2 separate regions of the Mus musculus genome follow, and region 1 is linked to region 2. The links are chromatin loops, found by intact Hi-C in ENCODE. Cell type or tissue: gastrocnemius. All regions are shown on one strand. Each heading gives the region's core, and the rest is flanking DNA. Links, peaks and the distances in the headings are about the cores only.

Region 1 (8,337 bases), core at 299-8,298, 160 kb after region 2:
CTGCTCAGCTTCCCTCTAGCTGCCTGCTAGCTTTCCTGTCCCAAAGGCTCTACGATCCTCACCCAAGCTCCATCGACCGTAGTTTGATAGCAGCATCGTGTTCTCTTCTGGGAGGTACCAGAATGTTCTCCCTCCTACAGGATCCAGGTATGGGGACCAGAGACTTACCAGGAGGAGACCTTTAATCATCTCAGCATGGACCTCTCAGGGATGTGTATTAGTGGGTCAGGCTATGGCTCTCCTGTCAGGGGGAGACAGCTTTTCATCACTATTGACTTCAGAAGGTCTCAGCCGTTTGTTTGAGGCAAACAGCCTGGTTGCAATTTGTACAACTAAGCCAAGGGTGACCCTTACCTTACACACTCACTCTTTTCTACTCTGTGTAGGCTGTCTGAGATGACCATGTACACGTGTAGAAAGCAAAGATATTATTCAGGTCTGAGGCTAGCCCATCTCTTGGGATCACTTATCTGGTATGTCTGGCTAGGACCAGGGTCAGCCTATTGCCACAAGGACAGCAGTGGAAACAAAAGATGGGAGGTCCCATTGCTAGCCCTGTTTGCTCTAGCTGTAGCCAGTTCCACCCAGAACCACTGGCTGTTCCATGGCCATGGCCAGGTTTCTCATCAGATTCCCTCTACAATGTCCTTTATTTCTCAGATGAAGACTCATGTAGCCTAGGCTGGTCTTAAATTCCCGATCCTCCAGTCTTCTCCTGTTCTGGGGTTAGAGGCATGCATCATGATTCTTGGATTTATGAGGTGTTGAGGTTCAAAGCCAGGGCTTCCCATACATAGACACATACTTTACTGAGTTATATTCCCAGCACACCCCACCCATCGCACCATAGTACTGTCTGACTTCTTGTCTGTGGCATCTAATTAGATTAGTAATTTAGCAGAAGCTGTGCTGGGAGGTCACAGAAAGGCAGTGGCGCCCCCTCTCACTCCTAGAGGGCAGGTGATGGACTCGCGGAAGCGGTGAGACACTTATGTGCAAGGGCTGCCTGTTTCTCTGTTGCACTACAAAGGCTTGTTAGGGACCTACTATGGGCCCCCATCTGTGCTGGACAGTAAGGAGAATAACAGGTAAGGAACCAGGACTGGCCACCTGCTTTCTTGTCGACGCTTGGCCACATGGTAGGGTTTCCAGCACAGGCTTCACGTCCCCCTCCTGCTGAGCACCAGCGCCTTGCAGATTCTGTGCAGTGAGCACTAGCCATTCTGTGCTGGGCTCCTGGCCGCTGGGCCCTTTTGTTGACAGTGCCCTGTGCTTGATTCACCTTCTGAACTAAGCCCTTCTAACCTTTGTGGCTGCCTTCCCAGGAGCCCAGCCCTGGATCTGAACTCCTCTCCCTATTGAACTCTGCCCCGACCTCTGACCCAGCTTGTTCGTTCTTGTCTTCTCATCCTGGACTCAAAGGAAGCTGGTGCTCTTTATAGTCAAACATGGTATTCAGATGATGTATTGAGATAGAGGTTGAAATATCTCCATTGCCTTCACATAGATTGGCTTCTGTCAATGATTTAAAAAAAAAAAAAAACCAGTAATAACTGGATGAGGAATAAGGTTTGCTTTTTTTCTTTTTGGAATGTTTGAAGAACCTGACTTGAGCGGGGGCTGCTGGCTTCTCTCATGTGGGTGCCTCTGTGTCCTTCACCTTATCTGCCCTCCTGTCTCTGTCTCTTGTCCATTCTCCCAACATCTGGAACCACAGCTCAGCAGCTCTGGGCATGTTTGCAGGATGTTGCTTTAAAAGGAGCCCGTTCAGAGTGCAGGCCAGCTCTCCATGTAGGAGTGCCTTCCCTGGATCAGATCAGCATTTCAGAACCTGGGAGCCTGGTGGAGTGGCTTAGTGTTAGTTCCTCCCCAGGATTGTGCCTCCTGGTGTTTTGAATGGTGAGCTTTCGGCTTCTAGCCTTAGGAGCTGGCATTTCATAATGTTGAATCTTTGCATAGCTTAACTTATCTACATTCTTGTTGACCTTTAATCAATAAAAGGTGGTCTTGGCTTAACTGTGGGACAGAATCTGTTTTATAGGACTACTTTCTTCACAGGACTCTGGGGCAGGGAGCTTCCGTTCCCACTTTTAATCGTCAAGAACTATTTCTAACATCTCTGGGCAGATGTGTTCTCGTGGCTGTGGTGGAGGGATGGAGTAGCGACTGGAAAGCATACTATATCTTGGTTGCTTATCCAAGGTTAGCTTTTTAATTTTTAGTACATAAAATGGTGTGTGTGTGTGTGTGTGTGTGTATGTGTGTGTGTGTGTGTGTGTGAAGGAGGGGGATAGCCAAGGCTAAAAATCATATTTTCTATGGAAGCATAATGGAATATGACAGTTTTTCTTGATTTCTCTTCAATGTCATAAATAAGGATGCAGGTAAATGTGAGCGGGACCCTCTCAGATTTTTAGATCATGACACCTATTAAGCACATACTGAATGCCTTATCTTGCTTGAAATCTGCAGGCCTCTATTTGGTCTGCCTTTGTATTGTCCATATTGACAACTATTAGAGAATGGAAAAGGAAGGAGCTGACCTCTGGTCAGACTTGGCCTAGATGCTCTAGCACCTCCCTGTTGAGATAACAGTTGTTGAGATGATCCTTCCAGTGGAGTCTTTTTTGTTCCCTCTCTGTACTGGCCGGTTACAAAACACAAGCTGGAGTTATCACAGAGAAAGGAACCTCCCTTGAGGAAATGCCTCCATGAGACCCACCTGTAAGGTATTTTCTCAATTAGTGGTCAAGGTGGGAGGGCCCAGCCCATTGTGGGTGGTGCCATCCCTGGGCTGGTGGTCCTGAGTTCTATAAGAAAGCAAGCTGAGCAAGCCAGGAGAAGCAAGCCAGTAAGCAGCATTCCTCCATGGCTTCTGCATCCACTCCTGCCTTTACGGTCCTACCCTGTGTAAGTTCCTGTCCTGACTTCCTTTGGTGATGAACAGCAGTTTGGAAGTGTAAGCTGAATAAACTCTTTCCACCCCAACTTGCTTCTTGGTCTTGATGTTTTGTATAGGAACAGACATAATTTCCAATAATAATTCTCCTGAGGATGGATGAGCCATGAAAAGCAGCAGACCTGTGAGAATCCCTATGCCCAGATTCTTCTCACTTTACTAGGCTGCCTGCAAAGCCCAAGGTCCATCGACACTTTATGGAAAGTTCTAGAACATGTGGTTTTCTAGCTCATAGCTCCCTCCACCCAAGGGTTGTTGAATTGATGTATTTTTAAGTGAATTATAATTGATCTCTCTCTCTCTCTCTCTCTCTCTCTCTCTCTCTCTCTCTCTCTCCCAAGATCTTGCTATATAGTCCCAGCTGATCCTGAATGTGACCTCTTCCTTCCTCAGCCTCCTAGATGCAGGGATTACAGGCATGAACTACTATGTGTAAGACAATTTTATAATTGTTAGTTAACTTTTCCTCTCATACCATAGTAGGAGCAATGAAGTAAGGATATTCAGTCCTATTTTATAGTTGAGGGAACGGAGATGGGGATGCTTGCTTTGACTTGGGAGACTCAACACCGTACGCAAAGACTTCGAGAATGACAGGCCATTTAGACCATCAAGTCAAACCATCTTATCCTACGACTCAGGACACTAAATGTGGTCCAGAGTAATGAAGTGCCCTATCTAACATCACACAAAAGGTAGAGGCAGAGAGGGATCAAGGCTGAAGCTGTTCTATTCTGTGAGTGTTTCTACCTTGCAACTGATAGATGGAATATTTGCTGTGAGGGCTGACTGGTGTACTCTAGGGTTCAGTGTTCCTGATTGCTACTTGTCAAGGGCCAATAACTTCCCTTGCTCCAACTTACGATAAAACAAAAGTATCGTCAGACAGTGCCCTCATTCCTCAGGAAGACAAGCCATACCCCCTACGGTTCCACTGACCATCATGCAACTGGAGCATAGCTCTTCCTTTGAAATTTGGGAGAAGATAACTTCGGATGTTGGGTGGATAACATTTTTCCTCCCCACCCCCACTCTGAGCACTGTAGGGGAGCTATGATCTCAGCCCAGGGAGAACAGGTTTCAGAGATGTTCAGGGGGAGGAGCCTGAGTTCAGATGGTAGAAAGCCAGGCCTCTCAAGGGCACACAGCATTATTCTCATTTTGCAGATGAAGCACAAAATTTTGGAGGTTGAATTTTGTGGTCATGTCTGACTTCTCTTCCACACACTGGTAGCATCCCCGTAGAGAATTCACTCCCACTGCCCTTCAGTTTGCACTCAGGCCTGTGAGGAATAGAGAGAGCTTCTGTTAGGTACTCTGTTAATTACAAGAGGATTATAAGGATAATACAATTATGTTCTGGAACATTCCATCTGGACCCATGATGGCTCTTACTTCTATGGGCCCTAGAGACACTCACTTTCCCTTAGGGATCTTTACCCTCATGTTTAGAAGGTCATGTTTCTATCCTCATACTCTCTGAATTATATCCATAGAAAACAGATTTTTCACTGACCAACCCAGTTTTTCTATATGCCAATCTGGTGAAATAAACAAGGGAAACAAAGGTCATATTTAATTTATTTATATTTATGTGTATGTACCTCTGTGTATATGCCACATGTGTAGGGTACTGGCAGAGTCCAGAAGAGGCTGTTGGATCCCATGGAGTTGGACTCACAGGTGGCTGTGAGCTTCCTGATGTGGGTTTCAGGAACCAAACTGGAGTTCTCTACAAGAACAGTATTCGCTCTTAATCTCTGAACTCTCTCTCCAGCCCTAGATTGTAGTTATTTTAATTTTAAAAAAGACAACAGTGTTATTGTATTCGAATAGGAACAGAGATTTTTATAATACAGATTAACTTATTTTACAGACAGACAGAATGAAAAAAAGAATGACCTTTAACCACTGAGATGCTAATGCCCTGACCGTTTTGATGAACAAAGGCATGGAAGCCGGTTCTGACCCCTTATCCTAAAGTCTATCACGAACAAAGTGAGATGGACCCCAAGTGAAGAATCACTGGGCATGGGTGTGGTCTCAATCTTCTCTTAGGGTCTGAGTCCGTGTTTTCCTGTGCACTAGGAGAGTGCCCCCTTGTGGTACAAACCTCAAGTTCTACCGACATGAAATGCTGCTTTTGTGGCTCAAAGAAGGGGTGAAGAGGCTTGGGAACAACTCCAAAGTCAACTTACTAAGGGAGTATTTAGAAACTGGGGCTGCTGGTGCAGACCTGTAATTTGAGCTGCTCAAATTACAGAGAGGCTAAAGCAGAAAGATCCCAAGTTCAAGGCCAGTCTGGGTACTTAGACTTTGTCTCGAGAAATAAAACAGAAAAAAAAGATGAGGGCTGAGGGTGTGGCTCCGTGGTGGAGTCCTTGCCTACCATGTGTGAGACCCCAGGTTTAAGCCTAGAGCTGGAGCTGGGAACAACTACCCTGAGAATCACATCCTCAGAACCTTCCAAGTAGCTATGGCGGGTCTTTGGGCATTTAGCAGAAAGGGTTGGGTTTGGGAGTTAGGTATGGCTTGAAGTCACTGTTATGTTTCTAGCTTCCTCTAGGCTCATCTTATATGAAGCTAGAGTGAAAACGCCTTCACTTCAGATTTGCTTTAGGAGCAGGAGGAGGAAATGGGGGCTGGAGGAGAGAGAGAGGATCAAAAGACAGAGCCTGACCATGAGAGCTCATGCGCTATGCTCTGGTCTCAACCTTCAGAGCAACAAGGAGCCAGCGGAGGCCATTAGACAAAAGTGACAAGAGAGTTTGTTTGTTGGAAAGATAACCATTGTCAGGGCTGACAATGAGGTGGAGGGACTCGACGAAGCTTTATGGCTATGGAGCTGGAAAGGGCAAGAAAGTTATCTTTGAGGGCAGAATTGACAGATTGTGGGATGATGGAGCGGAGAAGGTGCAAGTGAGAAGACAATTTATATGTAGCTAGCTGCTTAAATGCGTCCCACAAACCCCACCTGATGCTCTCCACTATTTTATGAGCTAGACGTCATCATTATTATCATCTCCTATGTAGGAAAACTGCTGTCCGGAGGGGTTGAGCCACAGACACACAGCCAGGAGAGCAGGACACCTCAGCTAACTCTGGCCATATCAATAGGATCACACTATGTCCCATGATTCAGTGTGCAGCGAGTGCCAGAGGGGGAGGGAGTCTGGGTCCAGTGTTAGATGTGTACTGGGCATCCAGGTTGTGCAATCTCCCAGTTGCTAGGAGTCTCTGATAATTAGAGTCTCCAGGTTGCTAGGCAACCTGAGTTGCTAAGAGTTTCAGTTTATTATAGGTCTTGGGCTGTTAGAAGCCCCAGGTTATTCAGATTTTCAGTCTACGAACAGCTTCATGCTTCTTGAAGGCTCCCAGCTGCTAGTGACATAAGCTTTTAGGGGCCCGAGGCTCTTCAGCTCCCAGGAATCTGAAGTTATTGAGTTGGCAGTGAGTCTTTTGGTTGCTAGGAAGTAGTGGGTTTGAGAGGGCTTTGAGTTTGTGGACAGCTTCTAAAGGTGTCAGTTTGCTCAAAGCCTCACTCTTCTGCACCCCAAGCAGGTCAGGGTTCCCGCGTTCCTAAGGGCACACACCCAGAATCACAGGTCTCCTGAGTACTGAGTGCTGGGCCAGCCAGGTTTCCTCTATTCAGCCGGGTTCTAGCCAGTCAGCCAGTGGAAGTGGAGTTGCGTGCTTCTCTCAAGGTGTTTCCAAAGTGTTTATTTTGGGGTAGTTGATCGTGCTCAGCTCCCATGACAGCATGGACCCAGCCTGATTCACAGATACTGATTTATCCAACACAGAGCTCTATAGGAGCACCGAGGTGCTGGTGCATAAAGTCCTTTAGAGCCAGAGCTTGATTCTAAAGCTGCCTGATATTCAAACATGGCTTCTGTTCCCGTTGTCATTATTCATCTTCCAACGAGTCAACTGTTAAGATTATGATATTAGGTTTTGAACAATCTGGAGTTGACAGACCCTTAAAACAGCTAAATTAGCCTATGTTTTCCTTTTATAAGAAACCTTTTATTTCCCAATAGTTACTGACACATGGAGTTGTAAAAATTATTGGAGATGCCACATTCCCTTCACTGTTTCCCTCAATGGGAAACACTGCCTGGCCCCATTGGCCCCACTGGAATAGTGCAATCAGGACACTGACTTTATTACAGTGTGTTTGCTCACCAGCTTCACCAAGTCACAACACTGTCCTGCCCCAGCAAAGATCTGCCCTCTCACCTCTCTAGAGTTACCTACCTCTGAGACAGGTTTTCAAGTGCAATCTCTTAATCTCTCTTCAGAGCCTCTTGGGTGCATCATTCATTCATAAGTCAAGGAAATAAACAGGACACCAGCCTTGCCCTTGGCTAGCCAGTACACCTCAAATTATAGTGCAAGTGGTCACTTGAGTAGGGTTATGCTAAGTAGAGAGACACAAGGAACCAGGTTGGAGGCTTGAGGAGACAAAGCGGTGGGTGAACGCTCTCCGCAAATTTTTTAACGCTAGGCTGATTTTGAGTGAACAGAAATGGGTTTGGTATCTAGTGAGGAAAGATTACTACGGGAAGAAGGCTGTAACCTAGCCTTCCAGAACTCAAGGGGTGAGGTGAGCTTGGGGCTTGTGTAGGAGGCATCGATAACTGGCGGCTTGGGCCCCATCCAAAGAGACTTGCATTGGCTGGTGGGTGGGGCCCAGGAGTCAGTATCCTGCATCTACGGAGGACAGGAGAGTACGGTGAGAAAGGCTTCTGGAAAACGTGAACCTGGAGGAAGTTGGTAGAAGATCTTGGCGAGGCTATGGCCAAGGCCAAGGCTGTTAGCTTGCACTGCAGAACCAGAAAAGAAGAGCGAAGAGCCGAACAGAGAAACAAAGAACCACTGAACCCGTGGTGGGACCCAGTTTGCCCTCGTAACTGTATCCTTTGAGCTGTTGCTGCTTCCCATGCCCACTTAAAAGTGAAAGTCAATAGGGAAATAACAAAACATATCATAAAATAAAATATGCTGAAAGAATACTCAATAAAAAGAAGCGATGAAACTGTAAAAACAGATGGCCGGTGCAGTAAAACCTGGAAGGAAAAAACCTCGGGCTGACAGAATCACCACCAAGGGCCAGGAGATAAAAGGACTGCTAGGGTGAGCGCTCGCTTTCAGCTTGGTGGGTGTGTCCCTGCTCTGCGCAGCCTCAGCTTCGTCCCACCCTGGCAGGGAGATAAGATGATTATTTGCATCCAACAGAGGAAAATAAACTTTGGGGAGATGTAGTAAGTGGTTATAGCTGAGAGTGAATAGGACAGGGTAATGTCTCCTCCTTCCTGATGAGGAAATGGAGGTTAAGTTGTCAAGACTAACTCAAGGACAGGAGCAGGACTTTGGAT
Region 2 (8,337 bases), core at 104-8,103:
GAAGATGGCCTAGTCGGCCATCAGTGGAAAGAGAGGCCCATTGTTTGTGCAAACTTTATATGCCTCAGTACAGGGGAACGCCAGGGCCAAGAAGTGGGAGTGGGTGCGTTGGGGAGTTGGGGGGAGGGTATGGGGGACTTTTGGGTTAGCATTGGAAATGTAAACGAGGAAAATACCTAATAAAAAATTTTTAAAAAGTATACTGTCTACATAAAATTCTCAAAGAATAAAAATATATGAAAATAACAAGTAAAGAAGTTCTTTATTTTTGTTCATAAATTTGTTTAACTGGTCAACTTTTTAAATGTTTTCAACATTTAAAAAACAAAACAAAACAGCATATTCCTAGGCTATAATTCTCTAATTCCAACACTAAGCTATTTAATCTTTTGACCCTTAACTTTCTTATCTGTAAAGTAGAAAAATAACTATGCAACATACCACTTAAAGTTGTTTTGATAACCAAAATAAAATAATGATCATAAAAATATTTTGAAAAGCACAAAGCCACTAAAGTAAATGGGAGGTATTATTAGCATGGACAGAGATTCCCACAGTTTGAGAGGCCATCCTGGGCCCGGGAAAAAGTTACTTTCCTTGCCCTCATTTGTCTAGGCAAGATGCTGCAAAAGGCTCAGCACCTTGTGGGTGGCTAGGCTCCCATTCTGTGCATGTGAGATGCAGCTCCTCACCCTCTGCTCCCTGAGTGTCAGAGCTTAGGTCTGAAGCTCAGGAAGCCCATTTCTCCTCCCTGTGTCTGTCTGCAGCACAGCACCATCCCACAGAAACCTGTCCGACTCTGAGGCACAGGAGTGCACTATTTAGTTTGTTTCATTCTCTTAACATCTGAGCTACTCTGGTTATGTTTTATTTGACACTTTTTAGGTGCTTCAGATAGGAGGAATCATATTCTACAAGTAACAAAAGGCATGCAAGTATAATGTGGACTCTTTTTATCTGATGAGGCCTTATTATGCTGCTTGGGCTTGACTTGAACTCTTGAGAGTTCATGCAATCCTCCTGCCTCAGCCTTCAGAACAAAGACTAAAGGATGATCAAACATGGTAGAAATAATTTGGTATTTAGTGTTCATTACTTTTCTGGGCCCTATAAAATTTTTTAGGTTTCTAAGCTTAAAAAAAATATAATAAGGAACTCATCGATTGTGTGAATTCTTGAGTACAATTTTTTTTTTTTAAATACCTTGCAGCTTTGGAATCACAGCCCCCTCCATATACCTGATATCATAATACAGGTGTCTTTTGATCGCCTCTTCATGGCCTTGTAAGCAGCGTCAGCAATAGCAAAGAGATGAGGAGGTCTCTCATAAAGCTCACGACCTTTATACTGCTCGACAGTGTCCCTCCCATAGATGTTCAGCACCTTGTATGGATTCACAGAAACAACCACTTCTCCGATGAATGTGTAGATGCGTCCTTTCTCAAATCTGCACAGAAGCAAGAACAAAAGGTTGCTGTGGTTACACAGATGTGTGGATTATTTCCTCTTAGTTTATTACCAAATGTGCCCAAATGTCCTAGTAACTGTTTCTGAACTGACAATTTATCAGCCCTCAATTTACTTTTAAAGACCATGTTACAGTTTAGGATGGTGACTTGTATCTATAATCCCATCTCTCTCCCTCCTTCCCTCCCTCCCCCTCCCCTTTGGGTTTTCGAGACAGGGTTTCTCTGTGTAGCCCTGGCTGTCCTGGAACTCACTCTGTAGACCAGGCTGGCCTCGAACTCAGAAATCCACCTGCCTCTGCCTCCCAAGTGCTGGGATTAAAGGCATGCGCCACCACACCTGGCTATAATCCCATCCCTTAAGAGGATGAGACAGGAGGACTGCTTCGAGTCAAAGCCAATGAGTTCCAGGTCAGCTTGAACTACATACAGAGTGAGACTCTTAAACATAAACACAAACACAACACAAACAAAAACGCAGACTATGTTTGGGTCAGTCATAGTAGCTTATGTTTATATTCAACTCTTGTAAGGATGAGGCAGGAGGATTACTGTGAGTTGGAGGCCAGCCTGGGGTACATAATGCAGCTCATAAAAAACAACTAACAGCAGAGACCTTCTCCGATGCCCTTCAGATGCCACTAATGAAAAAGGTCCAGTAGGGCTGAAAAGCCAGGCAAAAGAAGGAACTTAACATTTTGAAGGCTGTGAGTTTTCCCTTCCCAAATACAGAAGGTGAATTAAGAGAGAAACACTCACAGTTCTAGGAGGAAAAGAAATGGAAGTTAAATCAGGTATTGAAATTTACTCTACTGGATTTTCAATTAAACAAGGCCTGTTCACATTTATTTCTTCTCCCTCTAGAAGCCTGACCAAATTGTCAGCAAGGAAATAGTCAGAGTACACTCCACAGCAGAGGACTACACAGGAGACACTTCTGGTATAAATCACACTGGTTTTTGTAGTGACTGCTTAGAATCCCATGGTGTAGATACAGCATGATTTTTTTCAGTGATCTTCCTTCCCTCCTTGGACTAGAGCAACACTGCAGAAAACACCCTGGACACGTAGCTTACAAACCAGCGGGAAGGACTCACAGGAATGGGACAACTGATTGAAAGTGTCTATATTTTTAAGGTATATAATATGATCCCATTTTTGTATGGGATCATATTTACATGTGTGTCTATATCTGTATACATTTGATAAGAGTAGGTGTACACATGGCAAGATACCATAGAAAACATGATGTATTTATCCTTCTATAATACAGTGGGGTAGTATGAATGGGGAATGAGGAGTCTGGTGAGAAGATGCCATAGGAACAAAGTAAAAACAGCACACAAACTATTTACACAGTAACCCACACCTATAAGCATGTACAAACCAGAGCTTAACTGTTTCTCTCAAGTGATTGTTACCAATGCCTGCCGAGAGGCACCGGCAAATACAGTCAGTTTTCAGCATCCATTGAAGCCTGGGTCTATAAGCCCTCACAAATAACAAAATCCTTGGATGTTTAAGTACCTTACATAAAATGTCCTAGATCTGAGAAACACTTTTGTACATACTTCTCCATATTTCATATAATCTGTAGGCTATAACAATTCTTCATGTAATTTATGTGCTATCTAAATAGCTGTTAGATTTTTAATCTGCAGTTGCATGGATGTGAGGATACAACATCTGTGGGAATGGAGGGAAGATTGCATCTCACTTCCAGGAGCTGAGTGAAGAGTGCTCACACAGGCAAAATGCTGGTCCTCGGGTAGTCTGTCTATTTATAACCAATGGGCAAGGAGAAATAATTAAGCATTTGGGACTGATAGGCAAAAATTTTAAACTTCTCTTAAGATGGAAAGTTGTCAGCTATAATTAAGACAGGAAACAAACAAATATAGTCATTGTGAACAATAAATTAGAACAAAGATTTTTATCAAGAAGTTAGCATGTATTTAAATAAGAGTTATCAACCAGTGAGGTTTCCTGTCTGCTTTTTTTATTGTGGTTTTCCCACTGACAGTCAAAACACTTGCTTTGGGGTCCTTCTCTGGGCCTGAGTGCTCACATTACTAACAGCAGCGAGACCTTGTAAAAGTGACTTGACCTCCTTGTGTTTCAGCCTCTCCAGCTGTACAATGGTAATAATTATATCCCTCGGTTCCTCTGGCACTGAATAAATGGTTTTCCCCCTTTTCAAAAATGGCAATTAATTTTATTGCTCTATTATGTTATCCATGAAAGCGATGGTTATTTGCTTGTTTTGAGACAGGGTTTCTGGCAGCCCAGGTTGGCCTTGAAGTATGAAGCCAAGGTTGGTCTTCAATCTGTGATATTCCTGCCTCTATCTGAAGAGTTCTGGGATTGCAGGAAGATGTTGATTCTTTACCAAATGTTTTTATTTTTTATTAACACTACCCCTCCCCAATAGCCCCGATAGCCACAAGAATGGACTAAACGTCAATATGTCATTCGTTGTCACAGCTATCAATCAACTGCAAGTTACCAACAAGATCTCTATCTATACAGCTTACATTTAGGGACCCATAACTGTGAAGCTGGAGAGATGGCTCAGTGGTTAGGATTGTGTACAGCTCCTACAAAGGACCAGAGTTCAGTTTTCAGCACCCATGCCACGTGACTCACAAGTGACTATAATTCTCAGTTCATGGGCTCCAATACCCTCCTTTAGCTCCCCAGCTGCGCAAACTCTCCCCTCAAGAACATACATATTTTTTAAAATCCACAAAGAAATAAGAAGTAAGATTGACTACTCCAGTCTCTCTGATTGGATCTGCAAACACAGGCTCAGCAGCTATCATCAACGGACCAAGCAAGGGCAGGGGTTGTCAAAACACCCCAAGTAGGAAAAAGGAAAAAGAAAAACAAGCACCAGGGTCTTAGTGGGAAAGTCATCTCATGAGCTCCTTACTCTGACGTAGAAGCATCATAAGGCACTCTCTTGCTGGATAGTTCTTACAGCCACGAATGGGATCATTTCTGAAATTCTGGTATTAGTTCAAGTAAATATTTTGTTTAACTACATTCCTAAGCATCATTTTTTTTCAAAATATAATCAAAACACACGCACAATAGCAGGGTGATCACGGTGTGGTAGCTTATGTCAACAATCTTTGCTCTTGGGAGGCAGAGGCAGGAGATCAAGAGCAGCCTAGACTACATGGTGAGACCTTGTTTCAAGAAGGTATACAATGTATAAGCCATTTGTTTAGAAACCACGTTATTTATGAATCATAATAGCGGTGTTATCTGTTGACTTGAAGGCATTTCAGGGCTCAACAAGATATGACATTAAATAAATGCTTCAGCAATTTGCAAAACGGATAGAAAGTTATGTTTGAAATTCTAAACTGGTTATCAAATGACTTTGAACTTGGTTAGGTCTCAAAACTACCACTAGATGGTGCCACTATCCACTGTAATATCATGTGCAATTTCAGAGGTACAGGGGAACAGAAAAGTAATGCAGTCGGTCCTTTCAGGGCTTCCTTTGGGGAGGATCTGCAGTAATTACACGAGAAAGTGAATAAGAGACACCCTGTTCCAAAGGAACAATGAAAGCATTTTCTATGATCTATGTGTGCAAACCTGTTATAATAAACTGTCTATGTGTACTAGAAAGGGTGTAACCCTAGATATCAAAATGGGAAAAGAATAAGATAATACTGAAGATAAATTGTTAACAACAGAGAATAAGGGGAAAGGCCATAAAACCATGTGTTACAGTAGCAAATATTGCTGCAAAAACTCCTTCAAGTGAGGAATCCTAAAATCATGGACAAACTGTTTCAGCCACACAAGGTCCTGCCCCTTTACTTGACTCCTAACAAGCAATGCCACCTCCGGGCATGAGCACCTCTCTGTCCCCTCACCTCTCTCGGCCTTTGTCTCCATGGTCTTGTCACTGTTTCCCTTCACTCTGGTTGCCTTCTCACCCTACACTGGGGAGATTCCCCCTTGTTCTTCCAAAGTCTAAGAACCAGTTTTTCAAATACATATTTATATATGTGTGTACCTTTAAATTAAATTAAAATTAGCTAGACATGGCACCCTCTTGCAATCCTAGGTCTTGGGAATTGGAGACAGGAGGATCAGGAGTTCCGGGTCATAGTGAGTTTGAGGACAGCCTGGGTTACATGAAACTGTAACTCAAAAGCCAAAAGCAATCAACCAAAGATAGCTTAACTGTCATAGTCTCTAGAACTTCAGAAAATATTTATTGAAATAACTAGATATTTTCATTGGCTTCTAAATGAAACAAAAGTTCTAAAACATTTTAAATTAACATGTAGCAATGGAGAAGATATTAAAGACAATGCTGTTGGAAGACAAATGTACAATACCCATGGGCTCTGAGACACGTGGTTAAAAGTATTCTAGTCCAACTCATCACATCACTTGTATCTAGGACCATCGGTAGCAGTCAGTCAAGATGCAACAGCTCCTTCAGACCAGTCTCAGCAGACCACGTACACAGCCTACAGACAAGGCGTGTGCACAGGAGTGTGAGTGTGTGCAGAGGAGGAAGGTGGCTGAGCTGAGCAGAGCAGGAAGCCATGCCCTGTGTTCACGGAGTAGACGCGGCTGCATGATAGTCTCTGCAAGCCTGGTGGAGTAAGCGTAAACTGGATGTGTCTGGACACACAGTAGGTTGTAGTTAAAGAGAGCAATAAGATCCTAATGAAGGGTGGGCAATAGAAATTAAGGATGGAAACATCTTAAATACTTTAAGGGGAAACAGAATAGAATATGAAAACTTACCAAATATTAGAGATGAAATTTTATTTAATTTTAAGTTGAGTATAAGACAAAACTGGAGTTATTTCTGATCAGATCCTCCCTGACTCCCTTGCTGCTTTCTTGACTTTTCACAGACTTACTCTACAGCCCAAGCCAGCCTAGAACGCACTCGTAACCCAGGAAGGCTCAATCTTCTGCCATAGTTTCCTGAGGGCTGGCTTTACAAACGGAGCCACCACAACTGGCTTTGGATTGTATTTCACAGGTACTCCTGTGGCTTCTAAGTCAGATTCACTCACTAACAATTCACCGGTGAATCATCTATAATCTTGGAATCATCTATAATCAGAAGGAAAATTCTCTGTGTGTATTTAATAAAAATCTTTATTCATGGGCACTTTTCATTTGTTTTATGAGGAATAAAGGCATTCTGGAATAATGGTGCCTAATCATAACTGACTTGGCCTGTCTTCTTCCCTTTCCAATGCAAATGTTCTCAGGGGAGTGCCCCATCTATCTATGACCAGGCATGCCTCTTTTCTTCATCCCTGTCCCCTCTGCCAGCTCCAGTCTGGGTCCACTCTGGGACATCGGTGCACGTCCAACTTCCTGCAGTGATTCCTCATGAACTCAACTTACTGTTAGGGCTCTGACATCACAGTTTCTCTCTCGGCAGCATTTGCCACGGTGTCCTACTACTGCCTTAACACTATCTTTTCTTGGCTTCTGTGAGCTCACATTTGCTGGGGTTTCTTCCTATTTTTCTGGTTTTCTTTTTCAGTTTCCTTTGCTGCCTTTTCTTTTTCTATTTATCTCGAGACATTCAAGTTCTCTGGGTTTGAGTTTAGGACCAACCTCAAACACCAACCAAGGAACGCCTATCTAAGGATGACAATAGAAGAATACCTTGGCTCTCTGAAATCATCAATAAGAACAGACAAAACCACAAGAGAAAGTATTATCAACCATGAAATAAAGCCATGACTCTGAGCCACTGCATAGAAAGGCTGTGGGTGCCAGAAATGGTGACATAGCCCTGTAATTCTAGAACTGGGGGGGGAGGGGGGGGTGGCGAGGCAGGATGATTGCCAGTCTTATCTATATAATGAGTTTCAGACCAGCCAGGGGTAGATAGACTGTGTTCCCTTCTTTAAAAAAAAAAAAAAAGGAAAAAAAGAAAAAGGAAAAAAGAAAATCGAATGTTCTGAGAACAGACCTAGCCTAAGAGGATGCTGATAGAGACTGGTGCCTTCCCCTGCTGTCTCAGCCCTGGGAGAACGTGCTCCAAAAGTAGGCAATAGTTCCTAAACAGCTAAACAAAACAATCTCTTACTAAGAATGGCAGGGTCACAGTATGCAGGTGGCTTCAGAACAAAATTAGTCCCATTAATTAATTACATACTTCTAAAAGGAGGAAATAAATGAGTATAAGAATAAAAATGTTTTTATTTGAATGGTATAAGCAAAGGAGAATAAAATGGGCAAAAATTTTGTACAGATATTTTTCTATAGAAATAAAGTAGATATGTAGCTTTTTTAAAGACAAAAGGAATGAGAACAGGTAATGGGAGATGAAATGGCTGGAATTCATTATATACATATATGAAATTACCAAATCAAGGAAAACGTCTTTATAAAAATAAATAAAAGGGAGAATGAATACCAGGCAAATAGACAAGGATAGGGGGGAAAATGTTTTAGATAGAGTGAGATGGAAAAAGATAGAATTAAAGTATGATAAAGAAAACTCAGAACTGGAATAAGAACTGCCAATCGATCACTTGTTGGTGCCCCAGACAGCTTAACCACCTGGTAATGGTAATGCTTGAAAACAATGAATACGCAACAGCAACAAAAATCAGTAACTGCAGACGCTGGTGTCTACTGCACACAAAATGCATGAATTATGAACTCTAGTAACAAGGGACCCTTCCAGTGACCACATCTCCCACCAGAATGCCTCTGGCTGGCTCTGACTCTGGTGACTGCTCAATGACCAGAACCTTGGTTAAGCTGGCTAAGTATGATTGTGGTGTGACCTGTTAGCCTCTGTCCGTCTCCGGGCATCTGCTACAGAGCTGACACTCACTCGCTGTCTTTCCCCCACCAG

What was found. Hi-C counts contacts between places; a loop is a spot of excess contacts. Peaks named below come from ENCODE experiments on the same cell type or tissue, not always from the same donor. Only the 100,000 strongest peaks of a DNase experiment are listed, where the experiment ranks them.
Region 1: a loop joins it to region 2, with 9 times the contacts of the local background. A loop is called at or near these places in 13 of 42 quality-filtered maps.

Annotation. Positions count from the first base shown.
Region 1 is chr11:80,846,990-80,855,326 of GRCm38, forward strand. It overlaps 4930507D10Rik (RIKEN cDNA 4930507D10 gene), which reads right to left. Exons shown (of 3, transcript NR_110449.1): 2 at 4,564-4,691; 3 at 3,392-4,242. Among named protein-coding and RNA genes, the nearest start is that of 4930507D10Rik, 7.1 kb to the right of the region's middle. In gastrocnemius, for the core only: a CTCF peak has its summit at 5,063 (motif pointing left); no DNase peak of the experiment used is centred there; H3K4me3 peaks cover 332 bases.
Region 2 is chr11:80,691,643-80,699,979 of GRCm38, forward strand. Myo1d (myosin ID) reads right to left here. Exons shown (of 22, transcript NM_177390.3): 2 at 1,239-1,447. Among named protein-coding and RNA genes, the nearest start is that of Gm31042, 28 kb to the right of the region's middle. In gastrocnemius, for the core only: a CTCF peak has its summit at 4,875 (motif pointing right); no DNase peak of the experiment used is centred there.